Regions from separate parts of the Mus musculus genome. Here region 2 is linked to region 1. Evidence: chromatin loops called from intact Hi-C (ENCODE). Cell type or tissue: left cerebral cortex. All regions are shown on one strand. Each heading gives the region's core, and the rest is flanking DNA. Links, peaks and the distances in the headings are about the cores only.

Region 1 (10,541 bases), core at 1,166-9,165:
TGGGGCACCAACTCTGACTGGAATTTGGAAGGGGGCGGGGAGGGGAGAGAGAGAGAGAGAGAGAGAGAGAGAGAGAGAGAGAGAGAGAATGAATTTCAAGGGCTGTGCTCTTCTTCCATGTCTGTTGCCCAAGTTGACTTTACCTAAGTAAGCTACCGAGATGACATTCTCCTGCATTTGAGTGCTTTGAGGGTTCATTTGTCAAGTGCGTGGCTTTCCCATCTTAATTACCTTCTTGATGCCAATGCACCGAAAGCCTCAGGTCTTAGTTCTGGATAGCCAAGCAGAGTGCTTGGTTGATGTGTCTTCTTTTAATATTCGAGTTTAATGAATATCTTGGTTTTTTAATTTCATGCTGGGAGCCTGTGCTTAAGTTAATAGCTGCAGAAGTCGGTCTCTGAAGAAGTTTGACCAGTGAAGTCTATTTGAAACAGTAGCTATCTGTACAAAAATCAAACATATCGTATACTAGAGGGTACACCTCCAATAACAAAGAATATGTGTACTCTAAAGGCAACTTGGGATATAGAGGACAAACACCCATGTAATAGTTCTAACACCCAGAGGCCAGGCCAATCGCATCTTTCAGTATTTCTTGCAGTGCTCCTTCAGGCGCCATTTTTACACATTTAGTTGCTTTGCACATGCTTTTTGTGCTCTGCTGTCCTGTCCTTAACTCCCAGGCCTCCCTGGCGTTTACTGACTGCGCATGCTTTCTGCCAAACTCCACTGAGTAGGTCTAGTATTTCTGCTCCCTTAAGACTCTGGAGGCATGGGCCTGAGTCGTCGTAGTTGACACTTCCTGTGTCTAAATCTTGCCTTTCCGGTCTTCGAGACTTTGATGTTTTTTTCCTTCTTTTGTGGCCTTTTTGTTATTGCAGCTGTGCCTGGCACCGACAGATGTCCCTGTTTCTCTTGAGCTTAGTTTATAGTTAATTAGTTCGTGTTTACATCCCGCTGGCACACTTGTGAGAAAGTTGCTCTGGGGTTGACGCTGAAGTCCTCTGCTTGATTTTAGAGCACGTTTGTGCTGTGCTCTGGAAATTCTCATGAAAGAGCTTAATTGTTTCCAGTTGCCAGAGCCTCCAAGACAACTCCCACTCTTGGGTAAAGGTCAGGATGTATTTGAAAATAGAATTAAAAACCTCTCAAAGGGTGAATTCCTAGTGAAGAAATATTGTGGTGGTTAGCTGTTGAAGTCTTTCCTTGCCGTAGCGACACAGCTACCCCAAGGCTACGTTCTGAAATGAGTAACCGATCGCCATAATGGTATATGGCCTTTTTTTTTTCTGCCCTGCATGCACCCTTGGTGCCTTGGTCACTGTGTTAGGTGGCATCTCCTAATTATCCATAGTGGAAAATCTGTCCTGTCGGAGAGCCACGAAGCATTCCAGTCACAGGCTGCTTCCTGTGAGCCACTCCTTAGCCTAGGCAGCGTTCTGTACGGGCAGTGTGAGCTCCCATAGTCAAGTTTCTGCTGATACCAGCCAAAGCGGCAGCGTGCCATGTGGAAAGTAAATATACCACAACAAGGGGCCAGTGAGGTAGCTCAGAGGGCTCAGGGAACCTGCTGCAAGCTCAAAGATCTGAGTTCACTCTCAGGGACCCACATGGTGGATGGAGGGAGAGAGTTGACTCTCACAAGCAGCTCTTTGACGTCCGTACGGGTTTTGTGGTATAAGTAAACCTGCACATGCACAGTAAATAAAAGTTAATAAAAAAATGCCAAGCTGAGAAAAAGAAAAGCTTTATTTTTTTAATCTCAGAATCATGAAGGATGTATAATTATATCTGCCAGTATTTTGTCCAAAAAAATTAAGATAAATGAAAGCTAGCATATTACAAATACAGATTTATTTTTTAACTTTTCCAAGTGGGGAAAGTAAAAATAGAATTGAGGGGAACATTAGAATAAGCTAAGGAGAGATGTTCCAAAGCCTTAAAGGCATGCGAGGAAGAGTTTTGTCGAGTTTCCTCATTGAAACAGACAGAAGTGCAGGCTTCTAGCCCTGCCCCACCAACAATGCACCAGCTATGAACATCTCAGAGCTTCAGATTTGGCCAGGGAATGAGGGGATAGAACTAGGTTGCTCTGTACAGTTGAGTCAACGATTAGATGGAGCCTACATCCAAATGAGACGATCAGATCCCCCGGTGTCTCTGGGCCTGATCTCAGAGACAACTACGTCACATCTTTGAAGAAACTTCCTGGTGCAGGTAAGCACCAGGCGGTGTTATAGACAAGGACCTCTGAAGTGTTGACTGGCATTTGAGATCTCTTTACTCAGGCAGCCCACACGTGCCTGTGGGCAGGGCAGTGTCCCCGAGCCTGTAGTTAGACCTGAGGAGAGAGAATCATTTCCCAGCATGTGATGTGTTTACATCGGTGCCTGATGTATGTGTGTTTGATTACTGCTGTGGGCCTCTCCTTCCCAGATTGATGACTCACTAAGGATGACTAAGATGACATCTCTAAGGATGTCTCTGCTTCTTTTCAAAGGTGGTGCCCCCAACTATTACCCCAACAGCTTCAGCGCACCAGAGCAGCAGCGCTCAGCCCTGGAGCACAGCGTCCAGTGCGCTGTAGATGTGAAACGCTTCAACAGTGCTAATGAAGACAATGTCACTCAGGTAATGGCTTTCTGGGCTCCTCCTGGGAGCTTGGCTGTTTTTCTTGTCAGACCTCATTAACGAGTGCCATTAGTCTCATTATATAGCTCTGCTGGCCTATATAGACCAGGCTGGCCTTGACTCCTATGTGCCCTCCTTGCTTCTCTCTCTCAAGTTCTGGGACTAAAGGCGCATGCCATCACATCGGACTTACTGGCCACTTCTTAAGGTGTCTGTCTTACTTAGGGTTTTACTGCTGTGAACAGACACCATGACCAAGGCAAGTCTTACATATGACAACATTTAATTGGGGCTGGCTTACAGGTTCAGAGGTTCAGTCCATTATCACCAAGGCAGGAGCTGACAGCGTCCAGGCAGGCATGGTGCAGGCTGAGCTGAGAATTCTATATCTTCATCTGAAGGCTGCTAGCAGAATACTGGCTTCCCAGCAGCTAGGATGAGTCTTAAAGCCCACACCCACAGTGACACACCCACTCCAAGAAGGCCACACCTTCTAATAGTGCCACTCCCTGGGCCGAGCATACACAAACCATCACAGTGTCTAATGCACCTTGAATTGAATCCAAAGAAGACTTAGCTCTAACAAATCAGTCTCTATTGGCTAGAGCCAAAGAGCTGTCTGGCTACTCTGTCCATTTCACATATCAGGACTCGTTCTCAGCCCCCACCCCCAGCCTTTATTGAAATGATTGGGCGATGCTGGGGACAGTGATCTCCTGGGAATTTAAGAAATGAGCAAGTCTATTGGCAGAGGAACTCAGTTTCCAGGGACTAGACCTGGCGATCCGAGACGGCCACTGACGACCAGGAAAATGGTACTTTGCTAGCCTTACACAGACAGGGCCTTGGGTTTGAATCCTAATCCTGGAAAACTCACAACAAAACTGGCATCGAGAGTGTGTGGGTTCCTCTCAGGGCTCCTGGGCACCCGGCTCTGCTGTTCTCAGGGAGTGGGGGGGGGGTTCACTTCCGCTTTCCACTGCTGGCTGCTTGTTCCCACTGCACTGCCTCCTCACCCCCCTTTTTTTCTCCTCTGCCTCTCAACTTCTGCTGTTTGGCCACGCCCACACCTGGCCTACTCTCTTTTCTGCTGTTTTTTTTCCTTAGCTTTTCTCTTTTTGAGCACCCTTCACTCTAGTCCCGTCATAGTTGAGAGAATCCGATAGTCTTCTTACCCCAGACTGTATCATTGGTCTCGGATCACCCTACTGCTAGCTGCCCTGGCTCAGGTGCTTACCCTGTTTCCAGTTATGAATGGCTGCCCCAAGGGCTTTTCCCGTGGATGCTCTGGGAGCCCGGGTGTGGGCTGGGATTCGCTCAGTGTAACTTCCACCACACCCAGCCAAAGAATGAGAAGGTAGTTGCTCTGGAGTCCCTTGTGGGAGCTTTCTGTAAATTGATATTTAAATTCAGTTAGAACCTATTTTTATTTTCTCAGTTTAAAAATGTAGATTCCAAGTGAAATATTTATAAATACATAGCTGGATTCACTGTGAAGATGTTTTTGTTTGAAAGGGGGGGGCTAGTTCTATTTTATTGTGGGATATATAGCACATTTAGGTAAGCCTTTTATAGTAGGTTATTTTTAGAGATATGGGTGAATTCGATGTACTGCAGGATAGCCTTGGCAGTCAAGGGTTTGCTTGTATGAGGTCAAGATCGATACAAAGCAAACCCACACAACTCCTTTAGAAACGAGACTGCCATTTGTACGTTAAGGTTTGCTATGTGAGCTTTGTGTTATGCTATGTTTTCTTATTTTAGTGAGAAGTTTTCTTATCATTATGTAGGACTCGAATTTTTAACCAGCCATGATCCTGGTATTATGGGTTCAAAGTGAAGTGGAACAATAATAAAAGTCCTGTGACCAGTACCCAGAAAACTTCATGGTTTTTCCCTTAAAAATGATTCCCTTGGCCTTGTGGCTCAGAGGACTTGCTCATATCAGATCTCTCCTCTCATGAAGAACATCAGAAAGACAGATTAAAAGCTTCGAAGAGGGGCTGGAGAGACGGCCCTGTGGTTAGCAGCACTTGTTGCTCTTGCAGAGGACCAGGGCTCAATTCCCAGCACTCATATGTGGCTCACAACAATCCAAAACTTCCGTTTCATGGGATGTGACACCCTTGTCTGACCTCCCTGGGCACCGGGCAAACTTGTGGCGTATATTTCTAATACATGCAGACAAAACATCCATATACATAAAAGGAAATAAATCTTTTTCTTTTTTTAAAAAAGAAACGCCTTGGAGGACAAAGCAAGGGCTTAGTGACCAAGAGCTCAGAAAAGCTGCAGAAAAAAAATAAAGTTTTGTGTGTGTGCGGTAAGCTCTGTAGCTTGGTAACGAATCCCTGAAAGATTGGCAGTGAGCTCCCGTGAGAAGCTGGCTGCAGTGAACCACTAGGAATGCTTCCAGAAATTACTTTTTGGGCAGCGAGGTGGCTCAGTGGTTAAAGGCGCTTGCAGCCAAGCCTGGCAAACTGAGTTTGAGCTCTGGAACCCACATAGAAGAGAGAAGTGATACCCGCAAGTTGTCCTTTCACATCTACACATGGCACATGTGTGCACAGGCTTCTCCACATTCAGTAAATAAATAAATGTAAAGAAAAAAGTCATAGATGGCCTGCCTCCTCCCTCCCTCCAGCCCTCCCTCCCTCCAGCCCTGCCTACCTTCCTACCTCCATAGACAGACTGAATTAAATGTTTTGCAAAGGTACTGCAGCTCAGCTAAACACGTTATCTCTAGGTTCCAGTAATGAGATCGAGTCCCCGTAGCAAGTGGAGGTATTCGGGAAGTATGCGTCCTGTGGGGGTGTCCTCTAGTGAAGGTGTTATGCCTCCGAGAAGTTAAAGTTCAAGTCCTAGGTTTTGTGGGTTGCAGAAAGCTACAGCTGGTCTCAACGTAGTGCCGATGACCAGGAAAGAGTACTGCCCACTAGACGGAGCATGCTCCTTGGAAGCATGTGGGTGCTAAGTGGCAGCAACCAATCCTGAGAAAATTGGACACACACACACACACACACACACACACACACACACACACACCTGCACAGACACCCAGAGAAGAAAACCAGTTACAAGCTATTACCAACAAATGAATGCAAAAGAAATTAATTCATCACATATGACAGTTTTCATTATAATATTAATGTGATTTTTAATTGTGCATTTCTAATGTAGACTCTTGGAGTTTTATTCATGGAAAAATGGTTGATTTATTTATTTATTTATTTATTTATTTATTTATTTATTTATTTATTTATTGCTCTCTTGTTGCTGAACAGGTGCGGACATTCTACACAAAGGTGTTGAACGAGGAGGAGAGGAAACGCCTGTGTGAGAACATTGCCGGCCACCTGAAGGACGCTCAGCTTTTCATTCAGAAGAAAGCGGTGAGTCTGGCTTTGATGGCTAGAGGGTGACACCTGCTGGCTCATGGAGGTAGTGCAGCCGTGTGGGAGAACCCTGCAAGGAAAAGCAGTTTCTAGTTTACCTGAGCTAAGATGACTTTGTAGACAGTGCAGCAATTCTCAGTCAAAGTTCGATTACCTTGTCTCAGCGTTTTGTCTGGCGTGATACATACACTCATTGTTATCTGGTTTTCCAGTGTGTAGACATTCAGTTGAGTTTAGAGTGAATTCTTGTGTGTGCTGTGCAGTTCAGCTGTAGTCAGTTCTGTGTGTGACAGCAGCCGTGGCTCTGCTTTGTCTCCCGGAAGCTTTCAGAGGATGACAGGTATTGTTTCCGGTTTTGTGGTTTGAAGCCTGTATCCAGGTTCACCGTCATGAGTCTGCGACTCTTCTTCAGACAGAGTAGAAGCTTGCTTCTCCTAGAGCAAGAACGGAGCTATTCCCCGAAGCGGGCTGAGTCGAGGTGCTGCGGTGTGTCAGCTGACTGCTCATCGAGCTACCTGGAGCCCTCTCTCTGGCTTCTAGTTTTTTGGGTTGTCCCAGAACAACGTTCAATATAAACTGAGTAGCCTTTCTGGACCGTTTGTGCATGGTCTTAAATCGAGGCAGTGCCAAGTCTGCCCTTTCACACAGATTACTGGCTTGTTGGGTATCCACTGTGAGGTCAGCTGTTTATTGGCGGCTGGTACAAGTTGTTCAGGTGTATTTTCCCCGTAATATCCTATGAGGTCTGTCATATGTTTTCTCCCTCAATAAGAGGTTCTTGCCCTTGTGGTGGTGTTTGGTTGTCTTACAGTTCAGTCCAGTTGTGACAGGAGTCCCTGGAACTTGTTTCATAACCGCAGATTTAGGGGTCAAACCTGTAAGAACCCTTCCACTTTAGATTTCACGCAAGATCGCTGGCACATGAAAGTTCCGACTGCTGTCTCAGGGTTCACAGGAGCCTCTGCCAAGTTGGTTATTTGCTAGCATGGCTCACAGAACCCAGGGAAATGCCTTATGTAGTATTATCTGTTCATCATAAAGGGCATCTCAGTACTCACCAAATGGATGAGACGCCTGAGCTCGATATGGGGAGGAAGGGCTACCAGTTTTCATGCCTCTCAGCCGTACCAGCCTCCCGACACCTACCAAGAGGCTCCGGGAGCCCTGTCATACAAGGACTTTCATGGGGTTCTCCCTACATAGGCATGGCTGACCAGGTCATCAGTTATGAGGTGACTGGACACCATCCGTAGGCTCGGGGTGGGATTGGAAGTCCCACCTTCAAATCCTATGCTCGTTGTGTCTGGTACCAGCTCTGTCCTGCTGTTCACTGAGCCTCCCACGAACCATCTCAGTGGTACGCGGACGACAGTAAATTCCACAGGCTTCAGGATCCATGTGCCAGGAATGGAGGATAAAGACCAGATGTGTCTCTATGATCCACATAAGTATAATTGTCTTGCTCATTTACAGAGGGGGACATGGAAACTCAGATAGGTGAGGTGGCTTCTCTGAGGCAGCTCAGCCCATAGACTGGAGAATTTATACTGGACCCCCCAGGTCTTTCTCCAGAACCTGATATGACCTGTTGAAATGTCCTTCGTCCCCTGACCAGTAAGCACAAGATGCTGACAGTTCACATAGGGGTGAGGAGATGCTAATATGTAAGTTCCTTTTGACTCCAGGTCAAGAATTTCACTGACGTCCACCCTGACTATGGGGCCCGCATCCAGGCTCTTCTGGACAAGTACAACGCTGAGAAGCCTAAGGTGAGCCCTGAGTGGTGTGGCTGGGAGAGGAGCCTGGGCTGGGCTGGGTCAGACACAGCTTGGTTTCCAGTGCCATTATCGCCTCAGTTCAGCAGTTACTAGGCATTTTCTTTGACTTACTGGCACAACATATAACGCTTCATTTTAGCCCCTACGCAACACTGAATTCATTCACAGTGGATGGATTTCTGAGTTGTTTTAAGAGAAATCCCAGGTTCCTAACTCACTGGTCCTGTGTTCTCTTCCCATGATACAGAACGCAATTCACACCTACACGCAGGCCGGCTCTCACATGGCTGCGAAGGGAAAAGCTAACCTGTAACTCCGGTGCTCAGCCTCCGCTGAGGAGACCTCTCGTGAAGCCGAGCCTGAGGATCACCTGTAATCAACGCTGGATGGATTCTCCCACTCCGGAGCGCAGACTCACGCTGATGACTTTAAAACGATAATCCGGGCTTCTAGAGTGAATGATAACCATGCTTTTGATGCCGTTTCCTGAAGGGAAATGAAAGGTTAGGGCTTAGCAATCATTTAACAGAAACATGGATCTAATAGGACTTCTGTTTGGATTATTCATTTAAATGACTACATTTAAAATGATTACAAGAAAGGTGTTCTAGCCAGAAACATGACTTGATTAGACAAGATAAAAATCTTGGCGAGAATAGTGTATTCTCCTATTACCTCATGGTCTGGTATATATACAATACAACACACATACCACACACACACACACATGCAATACACACACTACACACACATACACACACTCACACACACTCATACACACACATGAAGAGATGATAAAGATGGCCCACTCAGAATTTTTTTTTTTATTTTTCTAAGGTCCTTATAAGCAAAACCATACTTGCATCATGTCTTCCAAAAGTAACTTTAGCACTGTTGAAACTTAATGTTTATTCCTGTGCTGTGCGGTGCTGTGCTGTGCTGTGCTGTGCAGCTAATCAGATTCTTGTTTTTTCCCACTTGGATTATGTTGATGTTAATACGCAGTGATTTCACATAGGATGATTTGTACTTGCTTACATTTTTACAATAAAATGATCTACATGGAAGGACCGTGTTTGGTTGCTTTCAGCTCTGTATAATGTGGAATGTGAAGTAGAGATTACCAGCTCTCTCTGCAGTAACAATAAAAGCGCCAGCGGCCAGAGCCTCCATGGTGTCTGTCTTTGGATGGCCTGCTGGCGCACTGAGACAGCAGTCAACGTCCTGACTTTGGAGGTTCTTATATCCTTTGCTCCTTAGCTTGCTTTTCAGGAGAATTAAACCCCCTTGGGACTGGAGCGAGTGCTTCAGACGTTAACTACCTGTGCTGTTCTTACAGAGGACCTGACTTTGGTACCCAGTGCCTGCGTTGTGAGCTCACAGCTGCCTGTACCTTCAGAGGACTCTGAGGTCCCTGGCTGATAGATACGAACTGTCTCTTTACCACCACTTACCCCTGTATCTGAGCAGACCTGAAACTGGTCTGTCTGTAGACACAGAAAGTGGGTCTACCCGTTTACACCCAACTCCTCTTGGAGAAGGTGCTTATAGTTCTCTGTATATTAAGTCTGTAAGATAAACTCTTAAAAAAAATGAATGCCGTGAGCCAGTAGAGATGGAGGTTATTTGCATATGGGTTATAATACGGCGTCGGGGAGTTAGGAGCTACGGTTCTGCCCTACTATAGTTTATTTTCTCACATAAGCTGGTAGTTAAGAGCCATGTGTCCCAGCGTTCCCAACCTGTGGGTCACAACCGTCGGGTAGTATGTATTTTTGATGGTCTTAGGAACAGAGACACCTCTCAGTAGCAAAATTACAGTTATAAAGTAACAACAGAAATACATTTATGGTTGGGAGTTCCTAAGACAATCAGAAATACGTGTTTTCTAACGGTTATGACCCACAGGGTGAGAACTGCCAGGCTAACGCTATGAAGTATCTTCAGTTTTTCCGTGGAAACGTCTGGTGACTTTCAAAGATAGAAGGTTCGCTTCCCTCATCAGGTTTTGTTTCCTGTCTCGTTCTGGAGTATTGAGGTTACACCCTAATTGCTGCACAGTTGAATCCTAAGGAGGATGTGGGGGTGAGACAGTATACATCAGTGCCTAGGCACATGGTCATGGCCACTGTATGGTCCAGGGGTTTCAAACAACAGTGGTGGTGTGCCAGCCCTGGGTTCAGTCAGCCCGATCCAGGCTGGTGTCAGCTGGGGACAGTTTGGCTGGTACAGCAATGTCACACATCTCTACTCTGCTGAGACCCAGAGTGGGGTGGTAGAGTCAAGAAAGCCATCTGGGTCGTGGGAGTGCTTTTCAAGCCTTCACATCATGCCCACTGGTAGTTCTCTGGCTGAGGCTGAGGCCATGGAATGAGGAGCATTTGCTGCGTGGAGGGGATGTGAGTTAGAGCTGAGCAGCACCCCCATTCTACACTGCACTGGAGGACACCCTCCCCCACCCTCGCCCCAGCTCTCCACCCCCGGGGCCTTCTCACAGTTTGTCCCCAACTCACACCCCACTTTCTCTTCTGATACAGTTTTTATTTTCTTTTGCTTTTTTTTTTTTATTAATTTTTGAGTATGGATGTACCTGTGTGCACACACGTACAAGCGTGCATACATGCATGTGTGTGTGGTGCACATGTCAAGATCAGAGGACAGTGTTTGGGAGTTGGTCCTCTTTCTGCCACAGGGGACCCAGCCATTGGCCTCCGTTCCCCAGGCTTGTGGCAAGAGC
Region 2 (8,000 bases), core at 1-8,000, 250 kb before region 1:
GGCTGCGGGGCCCCACTCACTTTGCTGGTCTTGAGGATATCAAACATGAGCTGCAAGCCTTCTGTCACCAGCTCCTCGTTGTACTCCTCTTCCTTGATGGAGCTGAAATCCTTCAGGAGGCTCTGCACCACTGAGTACCGTGACTGTGAGAAGGAGGTCCGCAGCGACTCTATCCAGATGTGCAGCTTCCAGGGAACACCTGGCCAGAAAGAAGGGAAGCTGTCACTTCCTCCCAGGAAAGTACAGCCTTTTCAGGGTGGGCTCTGCTTGATGCCCCACTGAGTGCCGAGTGTCGCTCAGCTGACAGGGCATAGGATGCTCTGCCTGTTCATCAGATGACATGGAGGAAGGCCTTCAGCCAAGCTAAGGGCCTAGTGCTTGTTGGCCCTACAACTATTTGCTGAGAAAACCCATTCGGGAGGGATGACCAGATGTACCCAGAAAGTACGCAGGGCACTCAAGAACAGAAGTCTGAAGTGGCTCCATCATGGAAGAGATGAAGCATCCAGCTCCCTGGTGTATCTGTGCACAGCAGGACATGTAGGGGTTTACTGGAGTCCCCTGGCCTGAGTCTGGGGCCATGGGGCAACAAGACTAGGATGTGAAATTTATGTCAAAATCCAGTTATATCCCAATGGTGTTCCTGGGGCTGCCTGGGCTTTGATGGCCAGGCCTTAGGGCAGTGGCTCTCAATCTGTGGGTTGTGACCCCTTTGAGGACAAATGACCCTTTCACAAAAGTCACCTAAGACCATCAGAAAACACAGGTATTCACATCATGATTCATAATAGCAGTAAAAATTAGTTGTGAGGCATTAACAAGAATAATGTTATGTTGGGAGTCACACAGCACGAGGGACTGAATTAAAGGGCACAGCATTAGGAAGGGTGAGAACTGCTGCCATTATTGGGTTTGGCATTTGGCCCCACAATTACACCACCATGCCTTGTGCTCTAGCGGACAGCATCCTGTTCCTAGTCGAACGAAGATAATCAGAACCAAACCCACAAAAAGGTGGGGAGTGAGGCTTAGATCATGTAACACTATACAGATAACATAGGATCTGGTTCAAGTCTGCCAGGCTGACTAGTTTCCCTGGATGATGCAGAAATCCACTGATTCACAGACCCCAGGAGTAGAAAGCCAGCTGAGCAACCAGGCACACTGACATCTTTGTAATCTTCAGGGTCCTATACACACTCCTGGTGTGCCATCAGAAGGGAGAGTTGGCCTGCAAGCAGAAGGCTGGGACCCTGAGAGCAATGACTGTTCCCATGTGCCCATGCACTGTGTGTTTCTGTGCAGTGACTGTTCCCACATGTCCGTGCATATGTTTCTGTGCAACTGTTTACACCTGAGCAGCCTCACCCAGTGCCCTCAGCTCCATGGTGATGTCCAGGTAACCGTGCTCAGCGCTGTAGTACATGGCTTCCTGCAGGGCCTTCGTTCGGGTTCGGCTTAGCCTCACAGGCCCCTCACTGCTGCCCTGGCTCGATGTGTCGCTTTCCTCCACACCCTCAGCCAGGATCTCTTCTAGAGACAGCACATCTGCTTTAGCCTGCTGTGGCTGAGTCAGGAGCTTTCTCAGGACATTTCTGTAAGCCAAGATAGCAAAATGAGCCCTGGAATCCCCAAGATGGGTGGACAGTGCCCAACTGAGCTATATTATAGAGCCCATGCCATGATGGACTACCTCAGGGCAGCAGAGGGCTCTCAGCATCCCCCATCGCAGACGTGTGGAGGAGCCAAGGACCCTATCTTTCTTCTGTGTTAGTATGACTGAGGAGTCATAGCTCTGCACTTGGCTGTGTGATCTCAGGCTCTTCTACTTCTCTGAGTTATAGCTGCTTTGCCACCTTAACACAGGGTGCCAGGATCACCCTCTCTTGGGCATGGTGCCAGTCTGATGCAAAGGTACCAGCAACCTACTCCACAGTGGACAAGCCCACCAGCCCTTTCTGCTTTCCTCCTATGCATTGATGGGAAGGGTTTTGGGGGTCTGGAAAAAGGCATGGGACAGGCACTGTCAGGGAGGTCACAGCAGGAGCACAAGTCTAGTAGTGTTGAGGAGACAGCCCTGAACTGTGCGCTGGAGTCTTGCCCCACCAGTCTTTCTTTTCTGTCTCCTTTCCTGCTCTCTAGTAACTGCTTCTCTTGTTCCCCTCCACGTTCCACCTCTAGCACAGCCTAACGACTCTGGTTTCAGCCTGCTGTTGCCAGTCACAGGGCCAGGCAGGCCTGCCATCTGCTCCTGGAGCTACTAGCAACCTCTTCATAGCTGGCCCGTGTGCTGAGTGAAGCCCTGGGGATACTCTGGGAGCACCACAGGCACTGGAAAATCACCACCAACTTCACAGAGGACTGGAGTCTTGGCAGCTACATGAATAACAGTTTTGCTAAAAAGGGGTGGGCTTGAGGTTTAGGTCCCAGTCAGTGCCAGCGTGTCAGAAGTCAGAGCTCATCCAGTGTCTCCAGGTCTCCAAAGTCTTGGGCCTCCATGCTGACCAAGAACCTACATCATCCTGGAGAACTTGCACCCTAGCTCTGGCTTCAGGAACCATTACCAGGCCTGGCTCTTCTCCTGCCTCAGAAGCCCAGGCTCATGAGAGTGCATTTCAGTGTGCCTGGTCACCCAGGGCTGGCACCTCAGGGTTTGTACCTGTGGCCGTGGGCAGCGGAGTGGCTGAAGCAGTTCATCTCCTCGTGGAGGGAAGATGCCATGCCGTTGGCTTCCAGCATGCTGAGGAGGGGGTCAGCACCCCGGCTCAGCAGCAAGCTGACCAGCTCATAGTTCCCTGAAAGACAAGGTGGAAGTACCAGGGTTCATGAGATCTGAGGAGGGAAACCAAGGTGGGGCAGATGGGGTCTCCAAGATTGGATTCTTGGAATAAGTGGGGGAGACCTACAATCACAATCAGGCAATGATAACGTGGGTATAAATGGGAGGTCAGAGAAGGTGGCTGTGTCCTACCCTGTCTAGGTCCTCAGGAGGGGAAGGCTCATTACCGTACAGGGCCCTCTCTGGACCCTTTGCTCAGCAAAAGCGCTGGGAGAAAGAGGGAAGGAACCCCCTCCTAGTAGCCTAGAAGGAACCTTAAGGGTTTCTAGAGTTAGCACATAGCTCAGTGACCAGCCTGGGTGACAAGGCTAAAATGTGATCATGATGTGAGAACATGAGAGACAGGGAAGCAGTGTACCTACCGGCTGCAGAGGCCAGCTGCAGGGGTGTCTCGGCGTAGCTGTCCTCCCCACTGTTCACAGCTGAGCCCTCCACATGGGCACCGGCATCAAGTAGCAGCTGTCAGGCACAGGAAGAAGACATACTCAGCATAACAGGGTGCCTGGAGAGGGGTGGAGTACTCTAGGGGGTAGGACTTACAAGTCTCTCCAAACATGTGACCATGAAATAGCTCCCACTGGCAGCTGAGGCACTGGAGTCTGAGGACACCTAGTACCCTCAGGATCTGCACTTCTGCAATCTCCCCCTTCATCCCACCATGCACTATGCTCTAACTGTGGCCACTTTGGAACTATTTTTCTCTTCTCAATACTTTCCCACCAATCAGCTTCAGAGACCTTCTGGAGAACTCACACAGATAAGCAGAACAGGGAGTGTCACCTACAATCAACTGTCACCTAGAGCAGCACTTCTCTACCTTTGGGTCTACCAGATGTCCTGCACAACAGATATTTACACTGTGATCCGTAACAGCAGCAAAATTACAGTTATGAAGGAGCAATGAAAATAACTTTATGGCTGGGGGTCACCACAACGTGAGGAACTGTGTTAAAGGGTCCCAGCATTAGGAAGGTTGAGAACCACTGCCCTAGAGGGAAACAAGGCCCTGAGCAGCAGCAGGTGTAGACGAACGGGCTACGGTGCTGGCCACTGACTGGAATGGCTTGAACTTTAGGCTTCCCTAGCTACAAGGTGGGGGGAGAGGCCTGCCTTGAAGCATTACTGAGATTAAACAATATGGTGCCCAACACACTGAGGGACTCCTCACTGGAGAGGCTCAGCGGCTACCCGGGGTGGCAAGGGGTGGGGAGAAGCAGATTGTCGCAGGCTAGCCAGGAGTGCAAGAGGCCTCATTCCATCAAGGACAGCTTTGCCAGGAGTCAGAGGAGGCAAGTGTGCTGCCTGCATTCTGCTGTTGAGGGGGCTTGCTTTGCACACTTCCAGGCTTCTGAAGACACACCTCAAATCTCTGACCACCCCTCCCTGGCAACCAGATACAAAAAATCCCAGGTGAGTTCCAAGCTTCCCTGCAGGGGGTGGGGCACGGAGAAAGCCTGTATCTGCTGGCGACTTGTCAGTCAGAAACCAGATGTGCTCCCTGCTGGGACGAGGCAGTGGGGGTGGAGACTTGCCTGTTGGATGAAACTGGGCACCAGGCCAGCGCAGGGCACAGCCCACAGGCCCAGCCTGGACGGAGGCAGTAACTCTGCTCAGGCCTGGGAAGGCAGTGACTACAAAGCAGACTATGTGCAGTGGCCAACTGGGCAACAACCACCTACAGAGGGTTGGCTGCACGCCAGGCGGCGCTGACTACCACAGGCAGGCCCGATTTTACTACCCACAGAGGCCTTGCGTCCTAGAAGAGGGGGAGGGAGTGAGGCCCACTCCAGGGTGCAGGTCGGTGGAGTCCTGCAGGACTCGTCAACTGAGTGCCATGTCACTGGTGCCTCTTCTGCCCACAGCTTCTGCTTCTAGAAGCATCATCTCCTCACTGTGATGCCAGCCATAGCAGCCCAACCCAAGGTGGGCAACAACGAGGCTTAGCTTTACATGTGAGCTGTGCCATCTGCCCTTCCTCAGGAACTGTGAGACAGGGAGGGACAGGAGTGGAGGGACACTGTGACACAGAGCCAGGTCTGAGGGAAGAGCACCTGGCTAGATGAGGGTTGCAAATGTGAAATGGAGCAGACTGAAGTCCAGTCTTCCAGAACTCACCCGGAGAGCGCCCTGGCTAGGCCTGGCTCTCCTCTTCCAACTCTACACTAACTTCACTCCTGAGGTGAGTCAGGTGAGCTTTGCCAGTCAGGTGGACCCTGGCCTGGAGCAGTGTCTGGCTGGGGCTGGATCCACTTTGAAAGCCCACTTTGGAAGCTGCGGCACATGGTGCACCCTCGGAAGCTCACCTGCACCACAGAGATGTGTCCATGTAGCACCGCAAATGTCAGGGAGGTCCAATGCCTGCTGTCGGGGTGGACGGACGGATGCCTGGGAGAGTGGCTTGGAACCTAAAATACAACAAATCCTCACTATTTCCTGGAAGGTGACTTTCCAGAGCAGATGACACAGGTACTTTAGCTAAAGGGATACATTGCAAGGGTGGCGAAGTTAACAGAAGTGTATCTACATTTGCTGGGTAATGTCTTCTGAGAGCATTTGTGTGGACAAGGTTCAAAGCCAACAAGTGATGTCTTCCTGAGCAAGAGAAGACAGAAGGGGAGCACTTTATGCATCTGAAGGAGGCAGAGACAGGGACAACTAGGGATTAGCCTATCAATAGAGGACAAGAGCTATGAAAATAGAGTTATGGCCACTCTCTCTTCTCATCTCCCACTTCAGTCCAAATTCAGAGGAAAGTGGTCTTTGCTCTGACCACCATCTTTCTTACTCTTGGCTTGTTTTAGACAGAGTTTAAATACCACGCCCAGCCTGGCTGCTGGAGATCGTGGAGTAGCCTCTCCCTGGGTTAGGGCCTAGGACAGGGGTTTCCTTTTACCTGGATATCTAAGTTAGCTCCAGCATCAATCAGCATCTGGACCATGGCTTCGTCCCCAGCAGCACAGGCGTACATAAGCGGCGTCATACCCTGTGAATCAAAGGTAGATGCTAAATTGTCAGGCATGGAACAGAGCATCCCGCATCCCACAGGTCTCTGCCCAGCTGCTCCTCAGGAGCTGTCCTGTGTCTTAAACTCCCAGGGCCAAGGAACTGGAAGGCTAATCAGAGTCATCAGCATAGGGGTGAGAAATATATGGCCTACGTGGCAAGCAGTGCAGCCAGATCCCAGACCCAATGTCTCTTCTCGGCCTCAGTTTCTTCATCTTAGAGATAGAAACAATGTGTGTCTCAGTTGGTAGTAGAAGGGCATTAGTATACACAGTGCTCAGTACATACATGATAAGCTTACAACCCCAAGTGAGAGGTAATTAACAGTAACACATTACACTGCACACAGTGCCTGGATTCACTATAGGAAGTGACTTACACGCAGTGTTCCCTTTAATCACTGTACTATTACTATGTGTGTGTGGCTTCTATTGTTATCCTCATTGTATGCGCATGGGACAGAGAAGGGGAGTTAACTGTCCAAGGTCCTAGGCTGGAACCCCGGTCTGAGTTGTTGAAGCTTGTGCTCAGCAGTGTCTCTGAGGAGATGTGCCTGACCATATCTTGTGCTAATGAGCAGTACAGAGCAGACTGTAAGAGGTGTCTACTCCCTCACTGTATCTACAGGGGCAGCTAGCAGGGTTGTCTCCCTGACTGGGAGTCTGACGGCAAAGGCAACGGCGTAAAGTGCACGCCACAGCTGGATCCTGGCAAGCATTTGTCTGGTGCTCTGTGATATTATTTATTAGGTTATCTGTGTGGAGAGAAGATCTTCTCAGCTCATAAATCCTTGTCTAGTTCCTGGAGATAAGGAAATGGCTTGAGATTAATCATGGGGCGAGCAGCCTGTTTACCTATGCATCTGTTTCTAAATACCAGCGTTCATAGAGCAACAATGCTGAGCAGCTACGGAGAAGCCAGTGGCAGCATGATGGAAACTTGGCTTTGTTCCACACTCCACACACACACACACACACACACACACACACACACACCAGGTATGTAATGAGCTTTTCTCCACACATCTGTATACACTCAGAGCATACACCAGGCTCTGAGCAGGAGAAAGGAAGCCACATTTTTATGCTGTCCCTTAGGCACATATGGAGGGCTGAAGCCCAGATTTCAGGGCTAACCATCATCGTTTTGACAGTAACACAACAGCAGTAATAATCATATCAACAGGAACCACAGTGAACATGTACTGCCATTGATGGAAGATCCCACCAACTGCTCTACACGCAGGCACTGAGGAAAGGAAAGCAAGGTCCCTTTGGTGGCAGGGTATCTTGTCAAGATACCTCAGCTGTGATGTGGTAGACTAAAGCCTTCAACAGTGTGAACTGTAAGTGCCTGGGCTTCAACACTGCAGGCCCCGAGGAAGCGAACACCCACTGGGAAGAAGGCTCCCACAGAGGCCTTGCATCTGTGCCTGCATGCGACCGACACCAGCCTGAGGTTCTCCACTGTGCAGACACTCCTCGCTCTGTGGCTCCTCAGCCTGGCCTGGCCACACTCGCTGGCAGCTGCCTCACCCTCTTTCCTGTTCTGCTGCACCCAACCCCACCCTCCCTCAGGCTCAGTTTCAGCCCCACAAAGCACTCCTGGCCTCACGCTTCATCTGCTGCTCCAGTCTCTGGGCTGCACTGTCATGGCGTAAGACACGGGCCGTGACCCTCCATGGCAGCCTGGCTGTCCCCAGGCTTTTGGATAGGCTTCCAAACCACACAGTATCATTTGGGACATAGTAACTGATCAAACAGAGTCACCCAAACATTCCACAGCGGGTGTGCGCTGCAGTCTTCTGACTGTGCAGGCGCCTTCATAGTTTCTTCTGTAAATCAGGGTTCACCCCAGTATTTCCTGCCCTCTTCCCCTTCATTTTGCTTCTTGGTACTTCTCATCAATGTGCTCTTTCTTTGTTTTCTGTGTTTGCCCTCCTCCTCCTCTTCTTCTTCTTCCTCTTCCTCTTCCTCCTCCTCCTCTTTCTTTTGGTGCTGGAAACTGAACCAGGGGCCTTGCACATGTTAGGCAAATACTCTACCAATGAACTAGATGCTTAGCGTTCAGTTTTATTGTGACAGGAGCTCACTTTGTAGTCCAGACTGGCCCTGAATTCACTATGTAGCTGAAGCTGGCCTTGAACTCCTGATCCTCC

Evidence for each region. Hi-C counts contacts between places; a loop is a spot of excess contacts. Peaks named below come from ENCODE experiments on the same cell type or tissue, not always from the same donor. Only the 100,000 strongest peaks of a DNase experiment are listed, where the experiment ranks them.
Region 2: a loop joins it to region 1, with 2.5 times the contacts of the local background. A loop is called at or near these places in 21 of 42 quality-filtered maps.

The regions. Positions count from the first base shown.
Region 1 is chr2:103,452,332-103,462,872 of GRCm38, reverse strand. It overlaps Cat (catalase), which reads left to right. Exons shown (of 13, transcript NM_009804.2): 10 at 2,501-2,631; 11 at 5,916-6,023; 12 at 7,712-7,795; 13 at 8,052-8,969. The coding sequence ends at 8,117. Among named protein-coding and RNA genes, the nearest start is that of Cat, 28 kb to the left of the region's middle. In left cerebral cortex, for the core only: a CTCF peak has its summit at 6,062 (motif pointing left); DNase peaks (open chromatin) are centred at 5,030 and 6,049.
Region 2 is chr2:103,702,875-103,710,874 of GRCm38, reverse strand. Abtb2 (ankyrin repeat and BTB (POZ) domain containing 2) reads right to left here. Exons shown (of 17, transcript NM_178890.3): 6 at 5,733-5,822; 7 at 5,143-5,244; 8 at 3,202-3,298; 9 at 2,660-2,795; 10 at 1,369-1,595; 11 at 21-199. Among named protein-coding and RNA genes, the nearest start is that of Nat10, 54 kb to the left of the region's middle. In left cerebral cortex, for the core only: no CTCF peak of the experiment used is centred there; a DNase peak (open chromatin) is centred at 4,461.